2 separate regions of the Mus musculus genome follow, and region 1 is linked to region 2. Evidence: chromatin loops called from intact Hi-C (ENCODE). Cell type or tissue: heart. All regions are shown on one strand. Each heading gives the region's core, and the rest is flanking DNA. Links, peaks and the distances in the headings are about the cores only.

Region 1 (10,074 bases), core at 1,111-9,110, 390 kb after region 2:
CTCCAGATTCTCCATCTCCATGTCTTATGTCAAAAGTGCTCTGTAGGCCTCTAGTTTCTTTTAGCTTTGTTGACTGCAACACATTCCTCCCCTCCCCTCCCTGAACTGGTTCTACACCCAGTCTGCAACTTTCCTTGACAGGTATCTCAAGATACTGGGATCTCCAATCTCTTGGGGTCTTTAACACAATCCAGGTTTTACCTTCATACTTTCATGCAATGGCAGTGGTGTGGTTTGGATAAAAACGGCTCCCATGGGCTTGTATATTTGGATGCTTAGTCACCAGGGAGTGAAACTCTTTGAAATGGCCTCTCTGGGACTCTAGGTAGGGATACCAGAGATGCTCACCTGGCCTCAGTGGCTTTCCTTAGCCACAGAGGGAGATTCCACAACCCTTTTCTTGTATTCTTAACTCTAAATCACAACCACATGGACAAGGCTGCCAAGTTCTGCTGCTTGATGGGGCTGGAACTTGGCCCGAGTTACATTTGTATTAGCTTCTCTGTTGTTGATGGTTTCCTTTACTGCTCAAGGTTCCCTTTAATTCCTTTTTACAAGTTGGAATCTTACTTGGGTGGGGTATGAGGCCATTATTCCTTCATTCCATTTAGCATCAAGCTTTCCTTTAAAGCCTTTTATCCCTTAAGCCCTGGCCTTAGGCTCTATTGCACTTCCTGGTTCTCCTTTTTCTCCTCAAACTGCACATTTTGTTATTTCCCCTTGTCCAGCCTTTATCATTACATACATTCATAAGAGTGGTAACAGCACAGCCAATACTAGGCAGTATTGAAATCTCTCTGCCAACTTCACTAGTCCAAAACTCTTCAATTTAGCTTCAGGAAGATTTTATGGACTAGAGCATAACATTCTTCACCAAAATATCACAATTATGATCTATAGGCCACATGCTAATAGTATTCCTCTCTAAAACTTCTTGATCTGGGCCCCCACAGTTCAAGTCATCCTCAGCACTGCCTTTCATGTTGCTACTAGAGTGGCCCATTATGCCCTGTTAAAACATCCAACCATTTTTCTAGTCCGAAGTTCCAAAGTCCACATTCTACCAACAAGCAGCATGGTCAGGCAATACCCCATTGCTGGTACCAACTTCTGTCATTGTCTCTGTTCTTCTTCTGTGAAGAGACACCATGACCAAGGCCACTCTTATAAAAGACAGCATTTGGTCAGAAGATTGCTTACAGTTTCAGAGGTTTAGACCATTATCATCATGGCAGAGAACATGGAAGCACAAATATAGACATGGTGCTGTAGAAGTAGCCAAGAGTTCAATATTCTGATCTTCAGGAACATGAGGGTGGGGAGGAAGAGGAAGAGGAGAGGTGAGGCAAAGGAGAAGGATTAGGAAGAGAAGGAGAAGAGGAGGAAGAGGAAAAAGAGGAAGAGGAGGAGAAAGAAGAGGAAGAGGACAAAGGGTGGGGTACCCCCCCCCCCCGAAAAAGGGTTTCTCTGGATAGCTCTGTCTGTCCTTTAACTCACTCTGTAGACCATGCTGGCCTCAAACTCAGAAATTCACCTGCCTCTGCTTCCCAAGTGCTGGGATTAAAGTGTGTGCCACCACTGCCTGGCCGGGGTGGGGCATTTTTATTCAAACCACCACACTGCCACCCCCCAACCTTATTTCTTCATGTAATATATGATTACTACTACATGCTTTGAGTGAGGAGAGAGTCTGAACTTTAGGTACAAAAAACTAGGAGTGGATAAATGAGGCTGGACACATAATGGAAAGGAAGGTGGAGAAGGGAGGTTTGGAAGAAAAAAACATGGCAAAGCGGAGGGGCCCGGTGTGAGCCCTGGTCAAGAGCATCTGAAGCCGACATGCTCAGAGCATCCTTGAGGCTCTCTCTGCCTATGACTTTTCTTAGTTCTCTTGGCTGGAACCATTCCCTCTTTTAACTGCACTCTCGTTGCGTTTATCATGCCTATCTTTTTGGATTGGTTTTACATACTTCTAAATTATTAACTACTAGATGGGAGCTATTATATTGTGAACGGACTCAGAGTCACAACTGCTTTTTGTCTGAGCCTCAGCACTAAGGTGTTTGGGCTCTGGAATCCTTATGCAACAAGGACTTTTTTCCACCTCTCCTAGACAGGGTTTCTCTGTGTGTATTCCTAGCTTTCCTGAACTCACTGTGTAGACCAGGCTGGCTTGGAACAGAAAGATCTCTGCCTACCTCCCTGGAGCATTGAGATTAAAGGTGTGGATCACCACTGCCGGGCTAGCCAGGACATCCTTTGCCTTAGAGTGAGGTGTACTGTACTTGGAGCCATTGGCAGTATAAAGCAGTGCACACAATATGTTAAAAATCTTTCATTATGTGTATGAACTGCTGTGTGCCTGACACATCTTTTTGCTTGACATACAGTATTTAGACCCAGTGTATAACAAAATGCTGTAACTGGGTAAATAATTAAGGCCACTTGGTTAAGTAGCAGAATCAGGACTGAAATTCTACTTTGTCTGACTCTAGAACCAGCAGTGTCCATCACACGGACTTGAGGGGAAAAAAAAATCAAAGTAGCAATTACAGGATGGTTGGTAGTCATGGGATGCAGCGCTTTCAGTGGCTTAACTCACTATTAATTGACTGACACAAGGTCTTACTGTGTAGTTCTAACTGGCCTGGAACTCTTAGATCAGGCTGGCCCACAACTTAAGATGTCTGTCTGCCTCTGTCTTCTGAGTGCTGGGACAAAGGTGTGCATCATTGACCAGCCTTGAACACTTTGTAGTTTATCTAGGTGAAAACTGGAGCTGATGGCCAACTAAAAATTATTCCTTATCTGTCTCATGGTGTACCCAGTAAATCTTGATATCTAATTTTTCATGTATTCTCAAAAGAACTTCCTAAACTAAAGAAGAGAAGAAAACTGCTCTGCTGTGCAATCATTAATGTTGTATACCCGATTTAACGAACGACTGTTACAGACTGGAGAAGAGGCTTCATGCTTTCAGCGGAATTCGATATTTCGAAAGGATCACAGAAAACTTTAAGAGGGAAACTGTACCGGTTCGGGAGTGAGGGTACGCGGAGGAGGAAGAATTTCATAAGTTGTAGTTCTGATACCCCAGGTCACAAGAAATCTCCCTACAACAGATGCATATCATCTTTCATTAAAGTATACACACACACAACCACCCCCATATAAAAACCACACGAATAACTAAAAAGTGGAAATTTCCACGTTGCACGATGGTAGTGCTGATGAAAGCTGCTACACAGTCACTTCCAAGATCCTACTATCAGGTTTTGATAAGGCTCTTACGTAACTGCCTGCCGTAGGAAGCGGAGCATCTCTGGTTCCTCGGGGTACATTTCTCTTAAGTATAAATGCGGCTGGAGGACGAGAAACAACAACAAGCCATTCGCATATGCACAACCATTAGGGATCCGGGAGGAAAAGAAACCCGGCGCGCGTGCCCTTTCGCCCGGCTTCCCGAGCACGTGCTCTCTGGAACACGCCGCCCCGCCCCGGGGGGCCGGGCTCGCGGCCCAGCGCGCCAATAGGCGAGCACCTTACAGCACCGTGGCCCGACAACGTTAAGCGGCCCAATCGCTGGGGCCCGGCCGCCCGTTTCCCGGAGCCCCGCCCCGCGCGCAGAGCCCCGCCCCCGCGGCCCCGCCCTCCGCCCCTCCCCCGCCGATCGGCGCCCAGGCTGCGAGACGGAGAAACTGGGGCAGAAGTGAAGATGGCGGCGGCGGCGCTGGCGGCGGCGGTTCGTCGCCAGTGACGCGCGCTGCGGGCTGCTGTCCCTCCCCGCTCCCCGCGTCCGCCGCGTCCGCCCCGGCACCTCTCCACCCGCCGCTCGCCGCGCTCCGGGCTGCCCTCGTCCGTGCGCGCCGTGGCCGGCCGAGCGGGCGGCGCGTTGATCCGCCCTCCCGCCCGCCGCGCCGGGCCGCCGGGCCGCGGACACACGCTCGGCGGGGAGGCGGCGGTCCCTGCGCGCTCGCGGCCCTCCGTTTGGGGACCGGGAGGAGGAGGCGGTGGCGGCGGCCGTGGGATCCGGGGACGGGAAGGGGATCGGGGGGCCGGACGACAGCGGGAGCGGCTCGTTCCCGGGAGCGGGGCGCGCAGGCGGTACCATGACGTCCATCCATTTCGTGGTCCACCCGCTGCCGGGCACCGAGGACCAGCTCAATGACAGGTAATGGGGCGGGGGAGGGGCACCTCCCTCCTTTTTCCCCTCCCCCACGGCCGCGCCGGGGGCCCTACCGCCCCCTGTAGGCCCGGTGTGGGCCAAACTTGGGAGCCTCGGGCCGCGGGGCGGGGGCCGGCGCGGTGTGGACGCGGCTGCGGTGTAGACGGCCCGGCGCGCTGCCCCCTCCCCCTCCCGCGAGGAGCCTCGTTGAACTCGGCGGAGCCGGGGGCTCCCGGCCCAGGCCCGAGGAATCCATATTAGTCAAAGTTGAATTGAGACAGACAATGCGGATGGGGGATGGTGGAGGTGGAAAAGAGAGGGAAGAGGAGCGGCGGGTTCGGGGGCTCCCGCGAGTCGTGTCCCGGGGGCTGGGTTTCCCCGGGGAGGCGGGGTGGGGGTGGGGGAGAGATTCCCGGCAGACCGCGGGTTGGGAGGGGGAGGAGGGAGGGAGCGCCATGATTATTGTTATTATTATTAGATTTGAGCCCCTGCAGTGAGGTTGACTGCCCCGGGAGGGGAATGAAGTCAGGCGGGGGTTGGGGAAGTGGATTGGATTCCCTTTGCTCTCCTTCCTTCGCCTTGGTACTGCCAAACTGCTCCTGGGCCCCTGCGGTGAGAGCCTTTTTGTTTCCTTTTTTATTCTAATGATAGTGTTTTCTGGAGTTGTAATTTGACAGCTGAAAACCGTGAGTGGAGTGTCAAAGGAAAATTCTTCGGTTTGCAGTTCGCAGTGCTGCTTAACGCGCTGTGAATTTCTGGGTTGGGTTTGTTACGGGCAGAGGAGGAATTTTGATTTAAAATATTTGAAAAATCTCTTAAGGCTGTTTTGATTTGGATTTTTTTCCCCTTCGCTCTGCCACTGTGTCTTACCACTTTAGGATATTGAATTGAGTTGCAGGGCCACATGCTCACTGGGACCTAAGATAAAGCAGGAAAAAAAGTCCCTGTACTGTTGCAAAACAGACTCGGAGGTTGAGGGAGGCCTCCATTAAAGCATGTCTTGAGATCTAGGACTCACATCTAATGATGGGCCAAATGTTTACAGGTCGGAAAGTGGATCGTTTTAAGCTTCCTTCTCCCCGCATACGTCGCTGCTGGCCCATATTTCTTTTGCGTGTGGAAGGCCATCAAGTTTAGATTCAAGGTGTAATTTTTGCTAAGTGACCGGGTGACTTACGTTGTGTGACGCCCAGTTTGTCATGCTCTTCCCGGAGAGAGGAAGAGACCTAGCTTGGCCTCTAATGTGTGAGTGTTACCTTTACCTTGGTCTGGCAGCTTTTAGATCCTGGGCTGGCAGTCTAGTTTCTGGCTTGGGGTGGGGATTTGTCTAATCTTTACTGTAGCCTATTGTTTAAATACATGTTTGTAAAACTCAAAATGCCTGTTGAAAAGATCAACTACGAGCCGGGCGTGGTGGCGCACGCCTTTAATCCCAGCACTCGGGAGGCAGAGGCAGGCGGATTTCTGAGTTCGAGGCCAGCCTGGTCTACAAAGTGAGCTCCAGGACAGCCAGGGCTATACAGAGAAACCCTGTCTCGAAAAACCAAAAAAAAAAAAAAAAAATCAACTACTTGGAGTTGTCTTATAGTTAACAATTTTTTAATTTAAACATTTTGTTATAGGATCCTTACTCTGACTTACTTTCATTAGAGATGCTTACAACTTCAACAGAAGGCTTGGGGGGGGGGTGTAAATCTTAGAATCAGATTAGTGGGGAGGAAAGCTCTACTGCCATTTAGAGAAGTGTGTTGGTCATGTTTGAGTCATTTTGCTTGTAACTTTGAAATTTGCACCAGAGAAGTAGGGCATGCTTTTTGTGGTGGTCCTAACTTTATGTACCAAGAATTTTAGTGTATTTATTGAGAGTGCATGCCAAGATCTTAGTCTTTGTGCTACCAATCTTCTATTTATTATTTACTTATGTAGGCAGAATCCTGGCTGGCCTAGAATTCACTACGTATCTGTAGGATAATGACCTTGCACTTCCTACCCTACTGCCTCTACCTCCCCAGTTCAGTGATTACAGGCCTGAGCCACCACACCCAGTTTACCTGGGGAATAGAATCCAGGGCTTCCTGCTTCCAGACAGATACTTTACTAACTGTCCTATATCTCCTGTGTGTGTTGGACCTTTTGAATCACTTCTTAGTTTTTTGTTTTTGTTTTTTGAGACAGGGTTTCTCTGTAGTCCTGGCTGCCCTGGAACTCACTCTGTAGACCAGGCTGGCCTCGAGCACAGAAATCCGCCTGCCTCTGCCTCCCAAGTGCTGGGATCAAAGGCGGGCCCCACCACTGCCTCACTTAGTGTTTTTTTGTTTTTAAACTTCAGGTGTTTGAGAAATTTACACACAGGATCTTTTTAAAAATCTGTTATTTTCCGAGTCTCAGCTTTTCCTAAAGCCCATGTACTGTATTAAGAATATTTAGGTACTTGCTTGTGACTTTGTTGTCGGAGTGCACACTTTGTGTGTGTGTATCTGTGTCTGTCTATCTAGATAAGTAGACGGGCAGACAGTGTCTCTGTTGCCCAGGCTGGGTTGATTGACAATCTTCTTGCCTTAGCCTCCTGGTTGCTGGGATTATGGACGTGTGCAGCAACGCTTGGGCTGAGTCCTTAGTTTGTTTTTATTTTATGTGTATATGTGAGTGCCTGCATGTATCCATCAGTACCATGTGTGCAGCTGGTGTAGGAGGAGGTCAGAATAGGGTGTCAGATCCCCGGATTGGAGATTGAATACTGTGAGCTGCTGGATACGGGTGATGAAATGGACCCACAACCTCAGCAAAAGCAGCAAGTGTTGTTAACTGCTGCGCCATCTTTTTAGGCCCCTGGCACGAGTGTTTTATGAAGTAAGGGAAAAGACAAGTGACTTTCACTTAAAATATGATTGTTAAGGTGGTAGATAAGTAAAACTAGGGAAGTGCATTAGGTAAGACCGGAGACCTGTTACTGTGATGCTTAGCTGTAGAGTTCATGGCCTGAGGTAGTTGGTTTGTGGCAGAAGAGTCCATTTTTATTTAAATGTTGCTTCTGGAAATGGAATTTGGACCCCCATGGTTCGTAGGTAGTACTTTACCTACAGAGCCATTCCCCAGCCTCCCAGTGAATTTGTGTTAGTTCCTGTTGAAGCCCAAGGACTAAAGGGAAATCTGGAAGTACCGCCTTGGAGAACGCCTGAGAAGTGAGAAGTTGTAGGTCATTCTCCTCACAGTGAGCTGAAGGGATTTACAGAATGGAACCAGAGATGGACTGTGAGCTACAGTTGAAACATGCACGGTGGGTGGGGTACCGCCGCCTGGACCCTTTCCCACTTGGTTTGGTTGGACTACAGGCACCTCAGCCTTAGCACGCACACCTGTCCCAGAAGTGCAGTGTTTTTACTCATTGCTAGAAATTTATTTGCTAATTACATATTCTGTGTAATATATAACAAACCAGTTCTATTTAACATTTTCAAAGCCATTTAAAAATATGTGTGTATGTGAGTGCGCCACACAGCACAGTGGTGGAGTGAGGTCAGAGGAACACCTGCCCTTACAGTTTGGGTTCTGGGAATCTTGTCAGGCAAGGATCTTTACCCAGTGAACCATCTTATCTGGTTCACCAAAAAATATTTTTAAATGCTTATGATGTGTGTGTAAGAGTGAGCGCCACAGGATGTGTGTGGAGGCTCACAGGACTCTGTTCTCCATTTCTGCTGTGGGTTCCAGGGAACAAACTGAGGTCATTAGGAGATCATACGCTTGCTGAACCTGGGCACCAGGACCCCAACAAGATTTTATACAGTCCATATGTATATGTGGCATGTACTTTCTTTGTGGTGAGTTGATTTCACCTTTAAAGAGCAAAATTATTGGAAGTGTATTCAGTCAGCAGACTTTGGTATTCTGGAGTTTGACAGCTTATGCCCAACACCTTTTTTTTTTCTTGGTCTGAGAATTGACTTTCTTAACCTCTCCCTAGTGCTCGGCCTTTTACAAAAAGGGATGTGGATATGACATAACTTGTTCTCAAAATACTCCTTAGGGTATTAATACAAAGCAGTTCTCATCGTGCACAGGATTCCTGAGAGTGTGGCTTTTGCAGTGTAATGTGTTGTGTAATCAGGTGTGATTAGGCTTGTTGGTCATGCCACCAGGGTTCTCTGATAGCTTCTCTCTCCGGGGGCTGAAAAGGTACAAGATAGAATAGGCAGGAATTTGAAACTGGTAGGCTGAGTGCTTGTCTCAAGGTCAGGGAAGAGCAGTTGAGATAGTGAATGAGAAAACCACAAATATTAGTCTGGAAAATATTATGAAGCAATGGCTACTTTTGATTGTTTTTATATGACTGTGTGGTATTCATGCAAAAAAATTGCAAGAACCCAAGTTGTCCTAGAGTGCCCTCTCCCACGATCTTCCTCCCCTTCCCTTCTCCAGGGTGGGAGACTTGACCCCAGGCACTTGAGAATGTGAGCGAGGTAAGTGCCAGACCCCTGAGCTCCATCTCCATCCAGCCCCTGAAAATATCTCTAGTATTTAATGGAAAACAGTATGGGCACCGAGGCTCCTGGCCAGCAGTCCTGGGAGTGAGGCCTGATCACAGCAGCTTTGAGGCCAGCCTACTCTAATTTTGGGTTCCAGGATACTTGACTCAGTGAGACCCTGTCTTGAACAAACAAAACTCTAGACTCTTAGTCTTAAGCCTGCCATTTCAGCTGACAGCAGTTTTAGCTTTCCAGCCTGGCAGTATGTGCAGACATTTTCATTTCTACATGTTAGAGCTTAGCAGTGAGTCCCCAGCCTGCAGGCAGCTGAGCACGGGCTCTACCTCTCACTTGGACTCTCTGAGCTAGGACATTGCTCCTGGCCTCTAGTGGCTCTAGGCCAGAGACTCTGAGACTCTCTGTAAAGAACAGGACTGTGCCCACAGCCTGGAATCATAATTCAAAACGTCAACTATGTGAGGTGGAGACACCTGGGTTGGGGTTATCTTCAGTACAGATTAGACTAAAGAACAGAAGTGACTTTCATGAAAAAACCAGGCTAAGTTAGTCTCAAAACATGATCATTGAAAGCTAGTTCAAATTGAAGTTGGTGAGTAGACAGATTTCAAGTTATCTGAAGACCACAGGTAGCTATTCTTTTTTTTTTTTAAAGATTTATTTATTTATTATATGTAAGTACACTGTAGCTGTCTTCAGACACTCCAGAAGAGGGAGTCAGATCTCGTTACGGATGGTTGTGAGCCACCATGTGGTTGCTGGGATTTGAACTCCGGACCTTCGGAAGAGCAGTCGGGTGCTCTTACCCACTGAGCCATCTCACCAGCCCCACAGGTAGCTATTCTTATTCCATTTAGGACAATGCAGTTAAAATGGTCCATTGGAGTACTTGTGCCAAGAATTAGGGATTGGCTACGTGTAACAAGCTAAGCGTAAACATTTTTAGGACTGTTGGTTTTATGTCTTTGTGCTCCTAGGAGCCGTGAGGGATGGACAAAGGTGGTGGTGGGTAGAGATTAAAACTGCCTGAAATGTTAGTAGTCTATGTCCCCAAATAATAATACCCAAGTTTTAGGCAGTGAGTTACATTAGAATGCTATATAATTCCCAGGAAATCTCATTGATGACTGAGATTCTTATCTAGAAATACTAGAAACATTGTGAAGAAAAGGAGAAATCACGTGTAATAAATGGATTAAAGGTAGTTGCTTAAAGGAGAGATTGAAAATTGTAGAATAGGAAAACAAGAAGTTGAAAAGACAAATGGATAGATTGGCTTACAGCTCAAGAAGTTTGTTACTGAGTCATAGACCTGGGCAGGGACACACTAGTGAAAAAAATGTATAGGCAGGGCCTGCTGCAGTACGTTGGGCGTGAGCAGGTGGGATGGGAGGGGTTCCTTAGCCGTTATGGTTACTTACAGAA
Region 2 (10,074 bases), core at 869-8,868:
GGTGCATGTGGTACCTGTGAGGGCTTAAGTTGGATTCCCTAGCACTGTGGTTGCAAGTAGTTCTGAGCCACCTGGTCTCAGTGATGGGGCTGCGCTGGGATTCCCCTGCCAGAGCGGTGTGTGCTTAACTACTGAGCCACCTAACCTCCAGTCACACCCTTTTGAGGAGACAATTGAGGCATGTTGATGGGAGTGGTGGGCTCTTTGGTACACCCCTCCTCCCTGCACGGCATCTCCTTAACTGCAGGATTCCCAGACAGAATGGCACTTGTTTGGAATGACAGGAGCTTTCAGACATCCTACTTACCTTTATACAGAGATTTCATTGCGGAGATGCTATAATTCCAACCTTTGAGTGTGCTGAGGAAGCACTGAAGATGTGCAGGCATCTAAAGAGGTAAGTTGGGAAATCATTTGGCTTAGCACACAAGAATCAGACATACCTGTCAAACTCTAGCAAATTTTAAGGATGGGTAAGGTATAGATGATACCTAACAAGGGAACTGAGAAGAAAAACCATATGTTGATTAATGTACGGTGTTTAAATGCAGAGGGCGCCTTGAGTGGATAGGAAAGGCACACAGAATAGTCATAAGATTAACTGAATGAAAATCCCAGAGCCAGGGATGGGGGTGGGGGGAGCTGGGTAAGCCCCAGAGGCTCCTAAACAATTTGAGATATCGCCATTCTTGCTGGCTGCATATGAGAACAAGGTGGTAAAACCCATTACAGGAGATGTGGGATGTTTTAGCTGCATGTGGCAAAGCCAAGCTGGGACTGGGCTGGAAGGCTCTGCCCAAGCCAGCAGTCAGTAAGTCACGCCACTGCTTTCCTTCAAAAGTCCATGCAAACGTTCCAGTGCTAAGGTTAGTCCTGAAGGGAATCCAGGTGGCCAGGAAACCTGGGTTGGTCTACTGGCCTTAAAGTGGCAAACTGGGAGTGGAGAAGGCAGTCTGTCCACATTCCCAAACTCCAACCAAACTGCCCAGCACTAGACCACGAGAGGCAAGCTGAACAGCTGGGGGAAGCCTTGTTCACTCCATCTGCCTCTCCGTTAGCATGGAAGTTAGTGCAGGTCCAAACCACAAAAACACTCTGGAAAACAAAAAAGACTTCTTTATTATAAAAACCCATCTGCCCTGAACTGACATGCAGCTGGTTGCTGGCACGTATTTGTCCTACTCAGTGTGAACAGTCATACATTCTACTGTAGAAATGGGGCGTGTTTGATTTCTGGGTATTGTCCCAGACAGTGCTGTGAGAAGGACATCTGTAGGTCACTATGAACAGTACTCCATCCTCATCCACCTCAGATTCTAGTTAACCTGGCTGGTCAGTGGGCCATTTTACTGTCAGCTTTGTAGGTGCTCACAACCAGGGAACCACATAGAAACATTAGCATGGTAAAAATAAATAAATAAATAAATAAATAATACAATTTTAAAAATGGTGATTCTAGCTGGGTAAGTCTTGATCCTATTTCTATAGAAACAAATGTTTTTTGAGCATCCACATGACTAAAAACGTCTCTGGATTTTTCCTAAACCAATCATCTAGGAGTGTCCGATGGCAAATACCTGTAATCACAGAGCTCAGATGCTCAGGCAAGGAGGATCCAGAGTTCAAGGCCAGCCTGGGCTATATAAGACCCTGTATAAAAACAAAAACATACATATAAATTTGCAGAGAGCTTTTTCTAGAAAAAAATAGGCATAACTTCGTCACCTTTCAAAATGTCCTGTAACGCGCACGGCTCATTTTTTAATCTAGTTATTTTCTTCCTTTTTCCCTAAGATGATGGTGACCCTTCTCCCCAGTTTAGGTCGACAGGGTATCTGCGTAGTTCTGAGGCCTTACCAGCAGAGGGCGCTGCGCCCGCGGGCTCGGGGCGGGGCCGGGCGCGCTTTTCTCCCCAGCAACAGGGGCCCCGCGGCGCTCGGGGGCGCGGCCTGGAGGCTTCCCCAGCCCCGCCCCTCCCCGCCCTGGTGCCCCAGGAGCGCCCTGCTGGGGCGTTGCCTGCCTCGCGGCGACCTCGCCCCTGCCGACTGGGGCACGGCAGGGCTGGGGACCACTCCCGTGCCTGCCCCTGGCGCAGCCTTCCCACCCGCTGGCCGGGCTGCATCTGGCTCGCACTTTGGAGCCGGATGGGGAGACGTGACCGCCGAGACTCAGGGCGCGCCAGGGACGGGTGGGGGAGGTTGAGCTTTGGGGCACCTGGGGCAGTTCGCGTTCCTCGGGGAGGGGAAACGGGCGCCCCAGCTCCCAGCTCTGCGTCCCCGCGTGCATTCTCCAAGAACGAGCTTAGCTTTTGGTTCCTCTTCCCGCTTCAGAGCCTTGCCTGGGATGGGGGCCAGGCCACAGGTCCTGCCCACAGTCACTAGACGAGTAAGAATTATTGCACTGGACTAGATGGACTTCATGCATTGCAGTAAATCTGACGGTGGGGGCTGAGTCCCTCAATTTCCTAATCTACAATTTGAGAACCTGAACTGTCCCGCCCATCCATCTACCCCGACCTGCAAATCCAAACACCGAGAGGTTTTCGGACCCGGGGCGAGGCGGGGGGGGGGGGGGGGGGTGCAATTGCCAGAATGCCTACCATCAGCTTCCAAGGAAGTCTAGCTATAACAAGGCATTTCCCAAGGACCTTGACAGTTCGCTTGCCCTCTACCCTCCCTGCCTCTCTCATCCCTCAGGGGAAAAAAAAACTACTGTGTGCTAGCTGCTTTTCAATCACAGGCTTTCTTGAGTTCAACACCAAACTCCTTGGGATTAGGGACCTATACCAGCAAAGCAAAAAGTCCCAAGACCTTAGAGCCAAAGGTCACTGAGTTGTCCTGTTTGTTTTAATACTGGCTGGTCCCAGTTCCAGCTTGGCCATTTGCTGCCCTCCTAGGGTTAGTGCCCTCCTAGGGCCTGTTTCTTAAGCTGACAAACGGAAACCACACTGCTTGGTTGTGACCAGATCTGGGGCACATGAGGAACTTTCTCCGTTTGCAGACCATGAGTCCTTTCAATATGTCAAGCAGTTCTTCCTGTAGTGCTTGAGCCTTCACACTTAGTAACCAGTGTCCTCTGCCTTGCAGCAGAGCAGCCTAATTAAGCCACATTTAAATACGGTGATATCTTTAGCCCAGTGGACAGGAAGTGGGGTAAACTCGGGGAAGCCTCTAAAATTTCAAAGTTACTAGTAAATCAGGATCAAGGGAAAATTGTCCAACCCTGTGCTGAACACTGATGGAGAATTTACCGCAAGATTCCCAGCTCCCACCCTCTGTACCTGGTGCCTAAGAATGCATGGGGGTGTGACTTGACTGCCATTGTCATAGGGGGTTAACCCCCCAGGGAGGTTCACAGTTTATCACCGCCAGAAGGCTATCTTAGGTGCCTTCCTGTTAGAACCTTTGGCTTCAGCAGCAGGGCGCATGCCTGGCAAAAACATAAGTCACGGGGAGTCCAAATGTTCCTGTCGGCCTCCTAGCTCCCATACCGTCTTACCAGAGATGAGGACTCCGAAGGCCAGGAGATCCAGCTCTAAGTTCCCGGCTGACACCGACTTGGTGGTGACTCACCTCAATCAGTGGGTCCGTGAGACCATATTTTCAGGAGGGAAGTCTCATGCCACACCTGTACAGTTTCCAAAGCACCTCTAAATAATTCCAAAGTGCTGTCAGTTGAGACCTGATGGTGTAGGTCAGTACAGTGACTGAAGGACAGAACAGGAAAAGTGTGAAGTATGGACTAAAAAGGATCGATCTGCGATCTGCACTCGGCGCCAAGTCATAAAAAGACATCCAAAGCTGAGGTTCCTGCAGCCGTGGCTGAGCAGGACGTGGGGTTCTTGGAAGGGACCCATCTGGGAATGCACGTGACTACCTGCCAGGGGCAGTGGGCAGACTGGAGTTTGCTCCAGGTCCTTCTGGGGCACCGTGGTGATTCTAAGTGCCACATCTATGCTGCTAGGCTGGAGCAGCTAATGCTCTGGGGTTCCGAGCAAAAGGGACTGCTTGCTGATTCTAAAATTTACCCTCCCGTTTCCTAGGGCGTTTAGGTGTTTGGAATGCCTTTCCTCCACCTGTCCACATTTCTACCAAAGCCCCCACCTTAACGCCAGCCCACCAGGGTTTCTGCGGCTGTGTTCCACACAGACCTCCGCCCCTTCCCATGACTACTTCGGGTGCAGGTTATCCTGTATGTGCATGCCTATGAAATCCTATTTCATCTTGCAGTATTGCCCTATCTGGGGTGGAAAGCCTTGCATTGAGGCTCCTCAAGTATCTTTAGAGCATTTGTCCCAGTTTAGGACAGGGTGGACACCACACAGACAATCCCTCCAGATCCACACCCTTTTCTGAGAATTCTCTGACCCCTGGCTGCATTTCCTGAGTGCCACAGGGCCTTGTGGCCAGCCATCATTGACAGGAAAGATCTGGAGCCAGGCTCTGAGCCAGCAAGTGGTGTCCACAGCCGCAGTGTGGCTTCCCTAGAGAGGGCTAGGGTAAGAGTGAGGCCAGGAAGGCACGGATCCAGTCCCCGGTGTGCTGCTGCTCTGCTCTTCCCAAACAGACCTTCAAGTCTAAAGACGGGACCAAACACCAGCGACCTTGGGTAACACCCCAGCCAGTGGACACCTAGGAACAGTTTTGTCCATCTGTCTCTGTGTGTGTCTTGGTCGCTCGCAGAAGGCTGCGCTGCAGGTGGCTCGAGCAGCTGCCAGCCATGCGGCTCCCCGCTGCAGTGCCCGCCCGCGCCCCAGCCTTTTCATGGGGGTTTTCCGGCTCCGGGCGCCCCAAAGCCACCCGGGCCGCGCACAGCTTTCTGATGAGTCAGCAGCAGCCGGGAGCCTCGAGCCGCTGCGGGCATCTGCTCCGTGACGCATCGTGAGTCACGGGCGCCCCGGCAGCCGCAGCCCGCCAGCTTCGCTGCAGCGCCGTCCCTACGGCGCCCACCGGGCCGGGCGCCCGCACCCGCACCGTGCATCTCCTTGGCTTCCCCGGCGCGGCCGGGCTCCAGGCTGACATCAGACGCTGGCCGCCAGGCCACCCTCTGAGTCAACAGTTTCCGAAGCGCAGCTTGCTGCCAGGGGCGGGGGAGAGCACAGCCTCCCGGGGAGGCGCGGTCCTCACCAGTCCGGCTGCGGCGGAGGGCGGAGGTGGGAGGTGGGTGGGGACTAACGGGGCCTTTACCAGAAGTCATGAGGCCGAGGGAGAAGGGAGGGCCAATGTCACCCCGCGGGGTAGCTGGGCGCCTTGGAAGCCCGCTGCCCCGGGCCACAAGCTGCAGCCCGCCCTGGGTGGCGAGGCTAGATCCGCCCCGAGGGCGGGAGGAGAGGAAAGGCGGGTCCTTGCTGGGAAAGGCCCCAGGCCAAGTTTCTAGAAGCAGGAAATGGACTGCCCTGGGAGACCTCTCTCAGCCCTTGGGTGCCAGGGGACCACTAAGGCTGAGACTTGGCCTCCAGCCCTTTGCTGGGGTCAGCTTTGAATAAGGCCTACTGCTGGGGGCCTGGCCTTGCTTGTTTAGGATCATACCAGAAGGGCTGGGGCCTCACTCACCTTACTCTCCGTGGGTTGCAGACCCTGTAGTCAACTGGGGAGGTAGGGAGGCACCCTTCCTCAGCTAAAGGAGATGAATGTACAAAGATAAATCGTTTCCAGGCCCTGGTATTAGCTGGCAGGTGGCTTTCCTGTTAATCGGGGCAGTAATGCTATGATTGAAAGGCACGAAAAAGAAGAGAAGAATTATGGGAATATGTAAAAAAAAAAAAAAAAATCACTGGAGGACTTAATTCTTCATCCCAAAGCAAGTTTCCAAAAGCTGAGGATGTGGCTTGGTGGTAGAGTGTTTGCCTACTGCAGGTCTAGTTCTTAGGAGTGTGTGTGTGTGTGTGTGTGTGTGTGTGTGTGTGTGTGTGTGTGTGGGGAGTGGGGGGATGGATTAAACTTTCCACTGAAGCCCTACATTTGTAGAATAATCTGGCCTTCCAATGGGTAGCAAGGCTAGGCATGTCTGGGTGCTTTGAGCTGCCTCCGCGTCTGCCCAGTAGCCAATCAGAGAGGCGGCTCTGTGTCTGGGAGGCACAAGGAAAGCAAAACATGAGCTCTGGGGACAGAAGATGATGCTTCGTGGTAGAATACTTACCCAGAAGGCACAAGGCCTAACTCTTCTCCAGCCAGAAATGGAACAGTCAAGGAAAAACCATAAGAAACATGCACCTTCTGGAAGCTTCTCTAACTCCAGCAGTTTTCCCTTACCAGGGCAAACAGGAAGGCAGGGTGAGGAGGAGCCAGGACACGGAGGACAGCAAATGTCTACAGGCGCTTGGTTTTCTCCCCTAGACCCGCGCCTCTAAGATCCATCTGGGACCGGGATGAGTAAGACTGTGGGCCCCAGCGGGAGTTCATGCTGAGCCGCTTTCCTGGATTTCACTTGCTGTTTTTCTCAGAGCCACCACTTAATTAATGGTGCCAGTCTGGGGAGGGAGGTGTCTGTGTCTCCCCTTGTAGGCAGGAGCAGGACAACAGCTGGGCTTTCAGAACCAGTCTGGATCTGTCCTGGCAAAACGTCATTGATGTCTTGACAGGGACTGTGTGAGCTTCCCCTTGCCCTGGGAGACTTTCACCTAGACTTCAGGCAGGGTGCACCTACTGCGTTTGGGCAGCCTTTTCCCCAGTGTGCTTTTCAAGGGTGGGCGGCTCATTTCTGACAATCCAATCTAGTTGGAAATAGCATTGAACTAGACTTCTAGGAAGTGTTCCCCCACCCCCCATCCCCTACCCACCCTCCTCATCCTCCTCCTCCTCCTCCTCCTCCTCCTCCTCCTCCTCCTTCTTCTTCTTTTTTCCTGAAGAAGACTTAAGAATGGCAGCTCTTGGGAAACAAAGGTGTCTAATTTGCTGATCTGGGACCAGACGTGACATCAGAGGAAGAAATAGTGTCCAGAGATGGTCTGGAAAGTGGGAGGGGTCAAGGCCCTAGGTCGCCCTTCAGGGAACATCGTGGGCTGGATCACTGAGGGTTCGCTTTGGATCAAGTGTAGGTGTAAGAAAGACTGCACAACTTGTAGCTTCTGCATTATCCAGGCTCAGAGCCCAAGCTCTTTGGAAGCAGCTTCTCCCACTTCTGCCTTGGGCCCAGCCCAGGTGACACTTACCTACTCTGTGTAGAGCTGTTTGCTCCAGTAAGTTTGAATGGCCCTGAGACCTCCACATGACTCCTAACATGCCTGGCTTGCCCTGCTGTGTTTCATGTTCCGAGAAGAAAGAACTTCATCTGTGCAGCTCACTCTTGCCGGGCCTCCTGGAGGAAGTGAGTTAGCTGCCAGCTCTGGCCCCCTCTTGCCTGCAATCTGCCCTTGGAAGCATTCTTTGTTTCTGACAGAGCTTCCTCTTTGCTGTGACTGCTTACAAGACAACCTTATCTGGGCCTTTGAACCCCACCAACTCTTCCTTGTCTGATCAAACAGCCCAGCATTTTCCACTTCACCGTTGACCACAGTGACCAATCAAATCAGAGAGCTAGATGCTTACCTATGTAGTTGGATCCAGGGCAGGGAGCCAGTGCAATGTGGCTGCACCTCACCGATACTCAGCCCTTCAGGAGCATAGTGAGCCTGGCCCGCTGAGCTCACTAGCTGTGGTAAAGGGCCAGTGTAAGTCTACATCTTGAAAATGAAGGGAGGGTGGGGGTGCTACTAAATTTTAATTATAAGATTCCTGGGGCTAGGTTGTAGCTAACTAGGAAATCATGGGTTCAGCATATGCAAGACCCCATCACCCCTATTATTATTATTATTACTATCATTAACAGTATTATTCTATAATACTGTTAATGATAGTAATAATAATGTAAAAGTGCAGTTGCTCGTATGCACAATAAAGGGCTTCTCAAGAACAAGTGTGTTAAGGCTGAGATAAACTATGAGATAACTGGCCAGGCAGTGGTGGTGCACGCCTTTAATCCCAGCACTTGGGAGGCAGAGGCAGGCAAATTTCTGAGTTCGAGGCCAGCCTGGTCTACAAAGTGAGTTCCAGGACAGCCAGGGCTACACAGAGAAACCGTCTCGAAAAAACCAAACAAACAAAAACTATGAGACAACTGAATTTCTGATAGTCACATGGCAAAAGTCTACATCGCCACAGATGTTAGAAGTGATGATTGAGGGGACAGGTCTGCCTCCGAAGGGTTGGGGTCCCTGCTTAGTGTTTGCCACCCCACTAGAATTCTGCTGTCAGACTTGACTATCTAATGAAGTAGACAGGCAGTGTCCCTTCATAAACAAGCGCTGTCACCTTGGGCCATGTGCTTTTTTTTTGAGCCATGGTTTTTGCTTTTCTGTTATTTTTTTTTTATTTATTTACATGGGTGTCTTGCCTGTACTATGTGTAGTACCTTTAAAGGCTAGAAGAGGTGTTGATTCTCAGAACTGGAGTTCCAAACAGTTGTGAGCTACCATGTGGGTGCTGGGAACTGGGTTCACTGGGAGAGCAATGTCCTTGACTGATGGACCAGCTCTACAGCCTGTTTTTGCTTTGTTAACTTGTAAAACAGAGATAATTTGTTTTACGTAAAAGAGAAAAACAATACTCTACTCACAGTCTTTGACCACATGTTGGGATTTTCCACAATAACCAGTTCTCCAGCACCAGCTAGGGCACTGCAGTTAAAATTCTTTTCTGACACTGTCTACCAGGAATGAAGTCAGGTCCTATAAGTTAAAGGCTCAGTATTATAAAATTGTGCCCTCCTTCAGATACCAATAGGAGACTCACTTCCAGAATGTCTACCAGCTGGTCTATAAGCTGACCCCTTCTGAGGCGTGATCACAAACTCAGGCAAGCATCCGCATGTGTCTGTTTAAAGGGATTAAAGGGTGGGGGCAAGGGTTATAAGGGACTCTCAAGACCACACATCAAGAACACAGATGAACTCCGGTGGAAAAGGTGTGTAGAGCTAAGTACAAAGAAAGCGATGGTGAATGTGCATGCCTTTGTTGACTTTAGGCCTGCAGCATCCCCTGGAACTCTCCCGTGCTCACTGTCCAGGGATTTCTCAGAGAGCCTTCACTGCCATTACAGGCTTCATTATTGCCTGTGTTTCCAGCTGCAACTGAAAGTCCCAACTTCCAATCACGGCCTGGACTCTCTGGAGAGCAGCTCCTGAGACTGCAAGACTCCTTAGAAGAAAAGACATTTATAGAACCCAGAAAATTCCCAAGTGGCAGGAGAGAAATACTGTCACCAATGCCATCCAAGAAAGGATAAGCCTTCAGAGCTTTGTGCTAGGAGCAATGGACAGAGACTCTGTGTGTGTGTGTGTGTGTGTGTGTGTGTGTGTGTGTGTGTGTGTGCGCGCGCGCGCGCACGCGTGTGTGTTTTAAAGAAAAGAAAACATGTGTTGAGGCATATATCTCATGCCTGGTGCCTGCAGAGGCCAGAAGGTTCTGGATCCCCTGAAACAGGAGTTATAGATGGCTTTTAAATGCCATGTGGGTTCTGGGAACTGAATCCTTGGTTCTCTGGAAGGGCAGCTAGTGCTCTTAACCACTGAGGCATCTCTCTAGCCCCAAATATATATCTTGTAATAGCTCTTGTGAGAACCATAGAAGTTCCATGATGATCTAGTGGACACTTAATAATTGCTTAAAAACTACTCATATGGCTGGGCACACCTTAAATCCCAGCACTCAGGAGGTAGAGATAGAGACAGAGGCAGGAGAATCCCTGTGAGTTCCAGGCCAGCCTTGTCACGGGTCTAGTTCCAAGACAGCCAGAGAAACCCTGTTTTGAAAAATACAGCAAACAAACAAAAAGACCCAACAAAAGCAATTTAAGGACAAAGGTTTATTTTGGCTTTTAGGGTGCAGTGGGTCTTGGTGGAGAAGTCATGGACCCAGAAAGAAGAGGCAGCTGGTCACATTGTACCCATAGTCCAGAAGCAGGAGCTGAAGGCAGCTGGTCACATTGTACCCATAGGCCAGAAGCAGGAACTGAAGGCAGCTGGTCACATTGTACCCATAGGCCAGAAGCAGGAGATGAGTGGGTGTCTCTCTTTGTATTCAGTTCAAGACCCAAAACC

What was found. Hi-C counts contacts between places; a loop is a spot of excess contacts. Peaks named below come from ENCODE experiments on the same cell type or tissue, not always from the same donor. Only the 100,000 strongest peaks of a DNase experiment are listed, where the experiment ranks them.
Region 1: a loop joins it to region 2, with 2.7 times the contacts of the local background. A loop is called at or near these places in 3 of 42 quality-filtered maps.

The regions. Positions count from the first base shown.
Region 1 is chr15:38,072,461-38,082,534 of GRCm38, reverse strand. Ubr5 (ubiquitin protein ligase E3 component n-recognin 5) reads left to right here and starts at 3,681. Exons shown (of 59, transcript NM_001112721.2): 1 at 3,681-4,171. The coding sequence starts at 4,110. In heart, for the core only: a CTCF peak has its summit at 4,247 (motif pointing left); DNase peaks (open chromatin) are centred at 3,524, 4,224, 5,404 and 8,284; H3K4me3 peaks cover 4,290 bases; H3K27ac peaks cover 2,837 bases.
Region 2 is chr15:38,465,724-38,475,797 of GRCm38, reverse strand. It overlaps Gm41308 (a long non-coding RNA gene), which reads right to left and starts at 2,570. Exons shown (of 2, transcript XR_001781662.1): 1 at 308-2,570. In heart, for the core only: a CTCF peak has its summit at 5,037; DNase peaks (open chromatin) are centred at 2,077, 2,937, 4,477, 5,207 and 4 weaker places; H3K4me3 peaks cover 3,187 bases; H3K27ac peaks cover 5,674 bases.